Linked DNA regions of Homo sapiens: region 2 is linked to region 1. Evidence: chromatin contacts called from ENCODE Hi-C or POLR2A ChIA-PET data. All regions are on one chromosome and are shown on one strand. The core of a region is the stretch at or near the end of the contact, and the rest is flanking DNA. Distances in the headings are between cores, read along the strand shown.

Region 1 (4,796 bases), core at 1,007-3,506:
ATACTTATAGCCAACTGATCTTCGATAAAGCAAACAAAAACATAAAGTGGGGAAAGGACACCCTATTCAACAGCTGGTGATAACTGGCAAGCCACATGCAGAAGAATGAAACTGGATCCTCATCTCTCACATTATACAAAAATAAACTCAGCCGGGTGCAGTGGCTCACACCTGTAATCCCAGTGGCTCACACCTGTAATCCCAGCACTTTGGGAGGCCGAGGTAGTCAGATCATGAGGTCAGGAGTTCGAGACCAGCCTGGCCAACATGGTGAAACCCCATCTCTACTAAAAATGCAAAAATTAGCTGGGCGTGGTGGCATGCACCTGTAGTCCCAGCTACTTGGGAGGCTGAGGCAGGAGAATCACTTGAACCCTGGAGACAGAGGTCACAGTGAGCCGAGATCACGCCACTGCACTCCAGTTTGATGACAGGATGAGACTCCATCTCAGAAAAAAAAAAAAAAATAGCCAAAGAAGTTACAGTCAGGAGATATTTTGTTCCCTATAGAAACTGAATATAACATCTTAAAATTTGTCCCTGAGTGTTGTTTCTTAGAAACTCGAACCCCCACCAAATGGATCTGCTGATAGGCAAACTCAGATAAGGGAGAGCTGAGAACTAAACTTTGACTTCTATTTTTTGTTATAAATTTCTTCCTAGGGGGCCTGGAGGAGGACACGACCATAAGTCAGAGCTAACATTCTTTTCTGCAGATCCCAAATTTTTAGACAAAGCTTTACCTCCTTAACCAATTACAAGTCAGAAAATCTTTGAATCCACTTGTGGGCCCCTGGTTGGAGATGTCCTGTCTTTTTAGGTGGAACCAATATACAGCCCCTATGTATTGATTTATGACTTCGCCTGTGGCCTCTGCCCTCCTGCCATTAAAAACCTGTAAGCCGGCTGGGCGCGGTGGCTCACACCTATAATCCCAGCACTTTGGGTGGCCGAGGCAGGTGGATCACCTGAGGTCAGGAGTTCGAGACCAGCCTGACCAAAACGGCAAAACCCCGTCTCTACTAAAGATACAAAAATTAGCCAGGCATGGTGGCACGTGCCTGTAATCCCAGCTACTCGGGAAGCTGAGGCAGGAGAATCGCTTGAACCCAGGAGGCAGAGGTTGCAGTGAGCTGAGATTGCACCACTGCACTCCAGCCTGGGCGACAGAGCAAGACTCTGTCTCAAAAAAATAAAATAAAACCCCTGTAAGCCATAAGGGAGTTCAGGTCTTAAGCATAAGCTGTTTGATTCTCCTCGCTTGGCACCCTGCAGCAAGTGCAATAATAAATGCCTCACTTTCTCTTGCTGTAATCCCAATGTCAGTGGCTTTGCTGCACCAGGTAAGCAGCCCTCACTTTGGTTCAATAACAATACTTTTCATAACTTTTTGCACCAGCTATGTATCATTTCTAGATTCAAGAAAAAAAAGTCTTCTAATATGTGAAATTAACTTTAAAAAGACATAAAAAGAAAAGGCATTTCCAGGGATACAAACAGGGCATTGGTGAGCTGTCCGGGCAGCAGCCAGCCTTACCAGGGAATCCACAGCCCAGGGATTCCACCCAGAGCTCTTCCTGAGGCATATGGTGATGGATATTCTCACCCTTGTCGCGGTGAGGAGACAGGATCCTGACTAATTTCACAGTTCACATGGCCCTCCAGGTTTCCCTTGGCACTCATCATGCTAGGGACAAATCTTCCCACCTCAGCTTTGACCCAACTGCAAATGTCACTTTCCATTCCTCAGTTCCTATCTTTGTCAGTCTAGCCTGGCCCAGGCATTCACCAAAGCTGGGTATTCACTGGGTCAAAAATGACAACCTCAAATTCAGTCCTTACAGATACCATGTGACCATGAAGTAAGGGGACATGTTTCCAGAAACCTCTGTGGAAAGACACTCTTTTCCACTTCACCTCTGCTCTGCCAGCCTTTTCCGTAGAAACTAGCTGAGGCTAGGCGCGGTGGCTCAGGCCTGTAATCCCAGCACTTTTGGAGGCCGAGGCGGGCAGATCACGAGGTCAGGAGTTCGAGACCAGCCTGGTCAATATGGTGAAACCCCGTCTCTACCAAAAACACAAAAATTAGCTGGGCGGGGTGAAGCGCGCCTGTAGTCCCAGCTGCCCTGGAGGCTGAGGCAGGAGAATTGCTTGAACCCGGGAGGCGGAGTTTGCAGTGAGCCGAGATCGCGCCACTGCACTCCAGCCTGGGCCACAGAGCAAGACTCTGTCTCAAAAAAAAAAAAAAAAAGCTGAGTGTCTCTCACCACCAGAGGGCGAAGTACCTCTCCCACCAGAGGTCTGTTGATGTCAATTTTAATCAGCACTAGAAAAAAAATGAAGCTCCCAAACTGGCTAATTTTTTTTCCACCGTAATCCCAAATGGCTTAACCAAACATGATGATGCTATTCAGAGAACATTAACTCTTGTAAATAAATCGCCAAACTCATCTCAATTGGGCAGACAGATTTTCTGGGACTTTTTTTTTTTTTTTTTTTTTTGAAGTCTTGCTCTGTGGCCCAGCCTGGAGTACAGTGGTGTGATTATAGCTCACTGCAGCCGCCAAGCTCCTGGGCTCAAGCAATCCTCCCGCTTCAGCCTCCCAAAGTGCTGGGATTACAGGCATGAGTCATGGCACCCTGCCAAGAAGTCACTTTAATCAAAGCAACTGGCACTGTTATATCAGGCCATGGTAACAGCTGTCCCATGCAACTATGCATTGTCCTGTGGTGTCATTTTTTACAGTGATTTTTTTTTACATTACATTTCTAATGTACAACCTCTCCATGATTTGTCTTTTAAATGTTTGTTAAGTACTATCTTATGTGCCAGGCACTGTTATAGGTGCTGTGGATATTGTGCTAAATAAAATAAACAAAATTTCCTGCCCTCATGGGGCTTATACTTCTGGGTAAGATCTACCCTTTATTGAGCACTTACCATTGGCCAAGCACTTTCTTTGCACTATCTTATTATTCTCGCAGCATTTTTGGGGAAGTTTTTCAAATCTACAGAAAGTTAAAAGATACACCATTAACACTCATATACCCTTTGCTTAGACTTGTCAGCTACTAAAACTATATTTTATCTTTCTCTCTGTGTATATATACACATATATGTACATATATGTGTATATATACATATACATATATACACATATGTACATATATGTGTATATATACATATACATATATACACACGTGTATATATACATATACATATATACACACGTGTGTATATACATATACATATATACACACGTGTGTATATACATATACATATGTACACACGTGTGTATATATACATATGTACACACGTGTGTATATATACATATGTACACACGTGTGTATATATACATATGTACACACGTGTGTATATATACATATGTACACACGTGTGTATATATACATATGTACACACGTGTGTATATATACATATGTACACACGTGTGTATATATACATATACACACGTGTGTATATATACATATACACACGTGTGTATATATACATATACACACGTGTGTATATATACATATACACACGTGTGTATATATACATATATACACGTGTGCCTATATACATATATACATGTGTGCCTATATACATATATACATATATGTGTATATATACATATATACATATGTGTATATATACATACACATATATACATATACGTACATATGTGTATATATACATATACATACATATATATGTGTATATATACATATATACACATACATATATGTATATATACATATATGTATATATACAGCTCTTTCCATATATGTATCTCTCTCTATACTTCATTTATACGTAGAGAGGGTTTGTGTTAGTTTTGCTAAACATTTTTTTTTTTTTAGACAGGGTCTCGCTCTGTTGCCCAGGCTGGAGTGCAGTGGCACGATCATAGCTCACTGTAGCCTTGGGCTCCTGGGCTCAAGGGATCCTCCCATCTCAGCCTCTCAAAGTGTTGGGATTACAGATGTGAGCCACTGCACCCATCCTGCTAAGCCATTTTTTGCTAAACCATTTGAAAGTAAATTGTAGATATTATGACACTTCACCTGCATATTTTAGAATGTATCTCCTAAGATCAAGGACATGCTCCTAAAAACTATGATACCATCACACCCAAGAAATTTAATATTGATACAATTTATCTTTTTTTAAATTTATTTATTTAAGACAGGGTTTCACTCTTTTTGCCCAGGCTGGAGTGCAATGGCACAATCTCAGCTCACCACAACCTCTGCCTCCTGGGTTCAAGCTATTGTTCTACCTCAGCCTCCCAAGTAGCTGGGATTACAGGCATGCGCCACCACACCTGGCTAATTTTGTATTTTCAGTAGAGATGGGGTTTCTCCATGTTGGTCAGGCTGGTCTCAAACTCCTGACCTCAGGTGATCCGCCTGCTTTGGCCTCCCAAAGTGCTGGGATTACAGGCATGAACCACCATGCCCAGGCTTTTTTTCTTTTTTGACATGGAGTCTTGCTTTGTAGCCCAGGCTGGAACACAGTGGTGTGATCTCGGCTTACCACAACCTCTGCCTCCCAGGTTCAAGCGATTCTCTTGCCTCAGCCTCACGAGTAGCTGAGATTACAGGCACCCACCACCACACCCAGCTGACTTTTGTATTTTTAGTAGAGATGGGGTTTCACCATGTTGGCCAGGCTGGTCTCGAACTCCTGACCTCAAGTGATCTGCCCACCTTGGCCTCTCAAACTGCTGGGATTACAGGCATGAGCCACCATGCCTGGCCATTATTTATCTTATAATCCATATTCAAATATCTGC
Region 2 (4,437 bases), core at 1,738-4,237, 33 kb after region 1:
ACCATTGCACTCCAGCCTGGGCAACAAGAGTGAAACTCCATCTCAAAAAGAAAAAAGCAGAAAATAATTGATGTGGTTTGGCTGTGTCCCCACCTAAATCTCACCTTGAATTGTAGCTCCCATATTTCTCACGTGTTGTGGAAGGGACCTGGTGGGAGATAATTGAATCATGGGGGCCGTTTCCCCCATACTGTTCTCATGGTAGTGAATAAGTCTCACAAGATCTGATGGTTTTATAAGAGGTTTCCCCTTTCACTTGGCTCTCATTCTCTCTTGCCTGCACCATGTAAGATGTGCCTTTCGCCTTCCGCCACGATTGTGAGGCCTCCCCAGCCATGTGGAACTGTGAGTCCATTAAACCTCTTTTTCTTTATAAATTACCCAGTCTTGAGTACGTCTTTATCAGCAGTGAAAATGGTCTAATACAGTAATGTTAGGTATCTGTGGAATTTTTCAGTCATTTATTTATACCACAAACATTCGCTAAGCACCTACTAGGTTCCAGGCTCCTATGAGTTTGTAAACAAGACAAAATCCAGCCTTCAGAGAACTTACATTCTAGTAGGAACTTGAATTTATCCCTCATATCTCTCCCCTAGATTGTAAATCCATGAGGCCTGGGACTTTGTTTTGTCTACTGCAGAATCCCCCACACTAGTACAATGAGCAATAAACATTTTCTGAATGAACAAAGTACCAAATATACATGCAAATAAATAAGATAATCTCAAACAGGAGTTGTAAGGATTATATGAAACAGTCCATGTTCAGAGCTTGGCACAATGCTTGGTACATCCGTGGTATTCAATAAATATTTGTTGAATAAATGAGTAAAGTAGTCCCCCCTTATGTGAGGAGAATACGTTCCAAGACCCTCAGTGGATGTCTGAAACCATGGATAGTACTAAATAAACTCTATATACAGTCATGTGCCATATAACAACATGTTGGTCAACACTGAACTGTAGAGATGGTGGTCCTATAAAATTATAATAGAGGTGAAAAATCACCACAGCCTAAAGATATCACAGCTGTTGTAATTTTATAATGCAATGCATTACTTACTTGTTTGTGGTGATACTGGTGTAAACACACCTACTGTGCTGCCAGTCATAAAAGTATAACACATACAATTATGTATAGTACGTGATATTTAATAAACAACCATTTACGCGTTTATGTATTTACTATATTATTATCATTAGATAACTCCTTCCTCTTATATAAAAAAAGTCGGCTGGGCGTGGTGGCTCACACCTGTAATCCCAGCACTTTGGGAGGGCGAGGTGGGCGGATCACGAGGTCAGTGTTAGACCATCCTGCCTAACACGGTGAAACCCCATCTCTACTAAAAATACAAAAAAATTAGCTGGGTGTGGTGGCGGGCGCCTGTAATCCCAGCTACTCGGGAGGCTGAGGCAGGAGAATGGCGTGAATCCGGGAGGTGGAGTTTGTAGTGAGCGGAGATCACACCACTGCACTCCAGCCTGGGCAACAGAGCAAGACTCTGTCTCCAAAAAAAATAAAAACAAAAACAAAAATTAGCTGGGCGTAGTGGTGGGTGCCTATAATCCCAGCTGCTCAGGAGGCTAAGACAGGAAAATCACAGGAGAATTGAACCTGGGAGGCGGAGGTTGCAGTGAGCCGAGATGGTGCCACTGCACTCCAGCCTGGGCAACATAAGCAAAACTCTGTCTAAAAAAAAAAAAAAAATGAAACAGCTTCAGGCAGGTCCTTCAAGGAATTCCAGAAGGCATTGTTATCAATCATCTGAGATAACAACAGTTCTGTGAGTGTTACTGCCCCCAAAGACCTTCTAGCAGGATAACATGGGGAAGTGGAAGACAGTGATATTGATGATACTGACCCTAGGCCTAGGCTAATGTGTGTTTGTAGCTTAGTTTTTAACAAAAAAGTCTAAAAGGTGAAAACAAAATAAAAAACTAAAAACAGAAAAAAACTTAGAGAATAAGGATATAAATAAAATATTTCTGTATAGCTGTACAATGTGTTTTAAGCTAAGCATTATTACAAATGAGTCAAAAAGTTTTTTAAAATTTTAAAGTTCATAAAGTAAAAAAGTTACAGTAAGCTAACGTTAATTTATTATTGGAGGCCAGGCATGGTGGCTCACGCCTCTAATCCCAGCACTTTGGGAGGCCAAGGTGGGTGGAGATCACCTGAGATCAGGAGTTTGAGACCAGCCTGGCCAACATGGTGAAAACCCATCCATCTCTACTAAAAATACAAAAATTAGGCCAGGCACGGTGGCTCACGCCTGTAATCCTAGCACTTTGGGAGGCCGAGGCGGGTGGATTGCCTGAGCTCAGGAGTTCAAGACCAGCCCGGGCAACACAGTGAAACCCCATCTCTACTAAAATACAAAAAATTAGCTGGGCATGGCAGCGTGCACCTGTAATCCCAGCTACTCGGGAGGCTGAGGAAGGAGAATTGCTAGAACCCGGGAGGCAGAGGTTGCAGCGAGCCGATATTGCACCACTGTACTCCAGCCTGGGCAACAGAGTGAGACTCTGTCTTTAAAGAAAAAAAAAATCAGCCAGGCATGGTGGTGGGCGCCTGTAATCCCAGCTACTCAGGAGGCTGAGGCAGGAGAATCACTTGAACTGGGGAAGCAGAGGTTGCAGTAAACCAAGATCATGCCACTGCACTCCAGCCTGGGCAACAGAGCAAGACTCTATCTCAAAAAAAAAAAAAAAATTTATTACTGGAGAAAGAAAAAAAAATTTAAATAAATTTAGTATAGCCTAAGTGTACAGTATTTATAAAGTTTACAATAGTGTAATGTCCTAGACCTTGACATTCACTCACCACTCACTGACTCACCCAGAGCAACTTCCTGTCCTGTGAACTTCATTCATGTGCCCTTTTATACTGTATTTGTACTGTACTTTTTCTATGTTTATATACATACTTACCATTCTATTACAATTGTCTATAGTATTCAGTAGAGTAACATGCTGTACAGGTTTGTAGCCTAGGAGCAATAGGCTACACCATATAGCCTAGGTGTGTAGTTGGCTATACCATCTAGGTTTGCTTAAGTACACCCTATGATGTTTGCACAATGATGAAATCACCTAACGATGCAATTCTCAGACTATATCCCTGTCATTAAGCAATGCGTGACTACTGTTTTCCTATACATACACATCTATGAGAATTCTTAATTCATTAAATTTTTAAAAATTTTTATTTTTGAGACAGGGTCTTACTCTGTCACCCAGGCTGAAATGCAGTGGTATGATCACGGTTCACTGCACCCTTGACCTCCCAGGGTCAAGCAATCCTTCACCTTGGCCTCCCAAGTAGTGGGGACTACAGGCACGCACCATCATGCCCAGCAAATTTTTTTTTATTTTTTGTAGAGACGAGGTCTCACCATGTTGCCCAGGCTGATCTTGAACTTCTGGGGTCAAGCAATTCTCTCGCCTCAGCTTCCCAAAGCACTGGGATTAAAGGCATGAGCCACTGTGCCTAGCCGAAAAAGTTTAATTTATAAATTAGGCATGGGAAGAGATTAACAACAATAACTAATAATAAAGCAGAACAAGTATAACAATATATGTTATAGAAGTTATGTGAATTTGTCTTTTTGGTAAGAGACAGGAAAAAAAGAAATTATGTAAATTTAGTGCCTCAAAATATCTTTGTTTTTTTAGAGAGGGGGTCTTACTATATTGCCCAGGCTGGTCTCAAACTCCTGGCCTCAAACAATCCTCACTTCCAAAAAACTGGGACTACAGGCGTGAGCCACTGCACCCAGCCTCAAAATATCGTATCTGACTGTACTCACCTATTTTCAGACTGCAGTTGACCATGGATAACTGAAACCATGGAAATCAAAACTGTGGATAACGGGGGACTACTGTAGCTATAATAATAATAGTAATTAGGTGCTCAACAATTCCTCAAGATTGCTAGTGTCTAAGGGCCTGGCGGGTAAGATGTATTTATTCAACAGGTATTAATCTATTACCTACCACATGTAAAGCACTGTGGGGAACATAAGATGAGTAAGGCATGGATTCTGCATTCAATTTGTAGAGCTGTAACTGTTGATGAGAGCTAACTGCAAGAAAGATGCTGAAGGTCCCAAATTCTGTAGAAGGATCAAGCTACTTCCTGGGCAAGGCGACATTTAAGTTAGGCTTTGAAGGGTGAAAAGAATTTGGACATAGGAAGACAGGAAAAAAGACATTCTAGGCAAAGAAGATGCCATGTGCAATGGCCAGGAGATAAGAAATCCAGGGCTACATACACAGAATGCAGCACGCTTCAGTTGGCTTTTGCAAGAAGGCATCAAGTGCTGTAGTGGGCATGAAGTGGGCAGTGTAAGTCCATAGTGACTCTGAATTCAGAACTGATTCTGCAGGCACTCAGGCCAGGCGTGGTGGCTCACACCTGTGATCCCAACAC

Evidence for each region. Hi-C counts contacts between places; a loop is a spot of excess contacts on that map. ChIA-PET counts read pairs that join two places held with the same protein, here RNA polymerase II (POLR2A). Pooled maps may share reads with other maps.
Region 2: a loop to region 1 is called in a map of Caco-2, with 10 times the contacts of the local background. The contact joins two enhancer-like sites. A Hi-C loop is called at or near these places in 5 of 168 maps with a recorded cell type or tissue (Caco-2, Right ventricle myocardium inferior, endothelial cell of umbilical vein and 2 more) and 8 of 50 pooled maps. POLR2A ChIA-PET finds 5 or more read pairs at or near these places in 13 of 52 experiments (BJ, Caco-2, H1 and 10 more).

The regions. Positions count from the first base shown.
Region 1 is chr20:35,094,120-35,098,915 of GRCh38, forward strand. No RefSeq gene overlaps it. Among named protein-coding and RNA genes, the nearest start is that of TRPC4AP, 3.7 kb to the left of the region's middle. RefSeq lists a silencer at 2,223-2,352. Within about 2 kb of position 2,257, at least 3 of the 41 ENCODE cell types and tissues checked have a DNase peak (open chromatin) inside an H3K27ac peak, as active enhancers do.
Region 2 is chr20:35,126,869-35,131,305 of GRCh38, forward strand. All of the region lies in intron 11 of MMP24-AS1-EDEM2 (MMP24-AS1-EDEM2 readthrough), which reads right to left. All of the region lies in intron 7 of EDEM2 (ER degradation enhancing alpha-mannosidase like protein 2), which reads right to left. Among named protein-coding and RNA genes, the nearest start is that of EDEM2, 18 kb to the right of the region's middle. Within about 2 kb of position 2,988, at least 3 of the 41 ENCODE cell types and tissues checked have a DNase peak (open chromatin) inside an H3K27ac peak, as active enhancers do.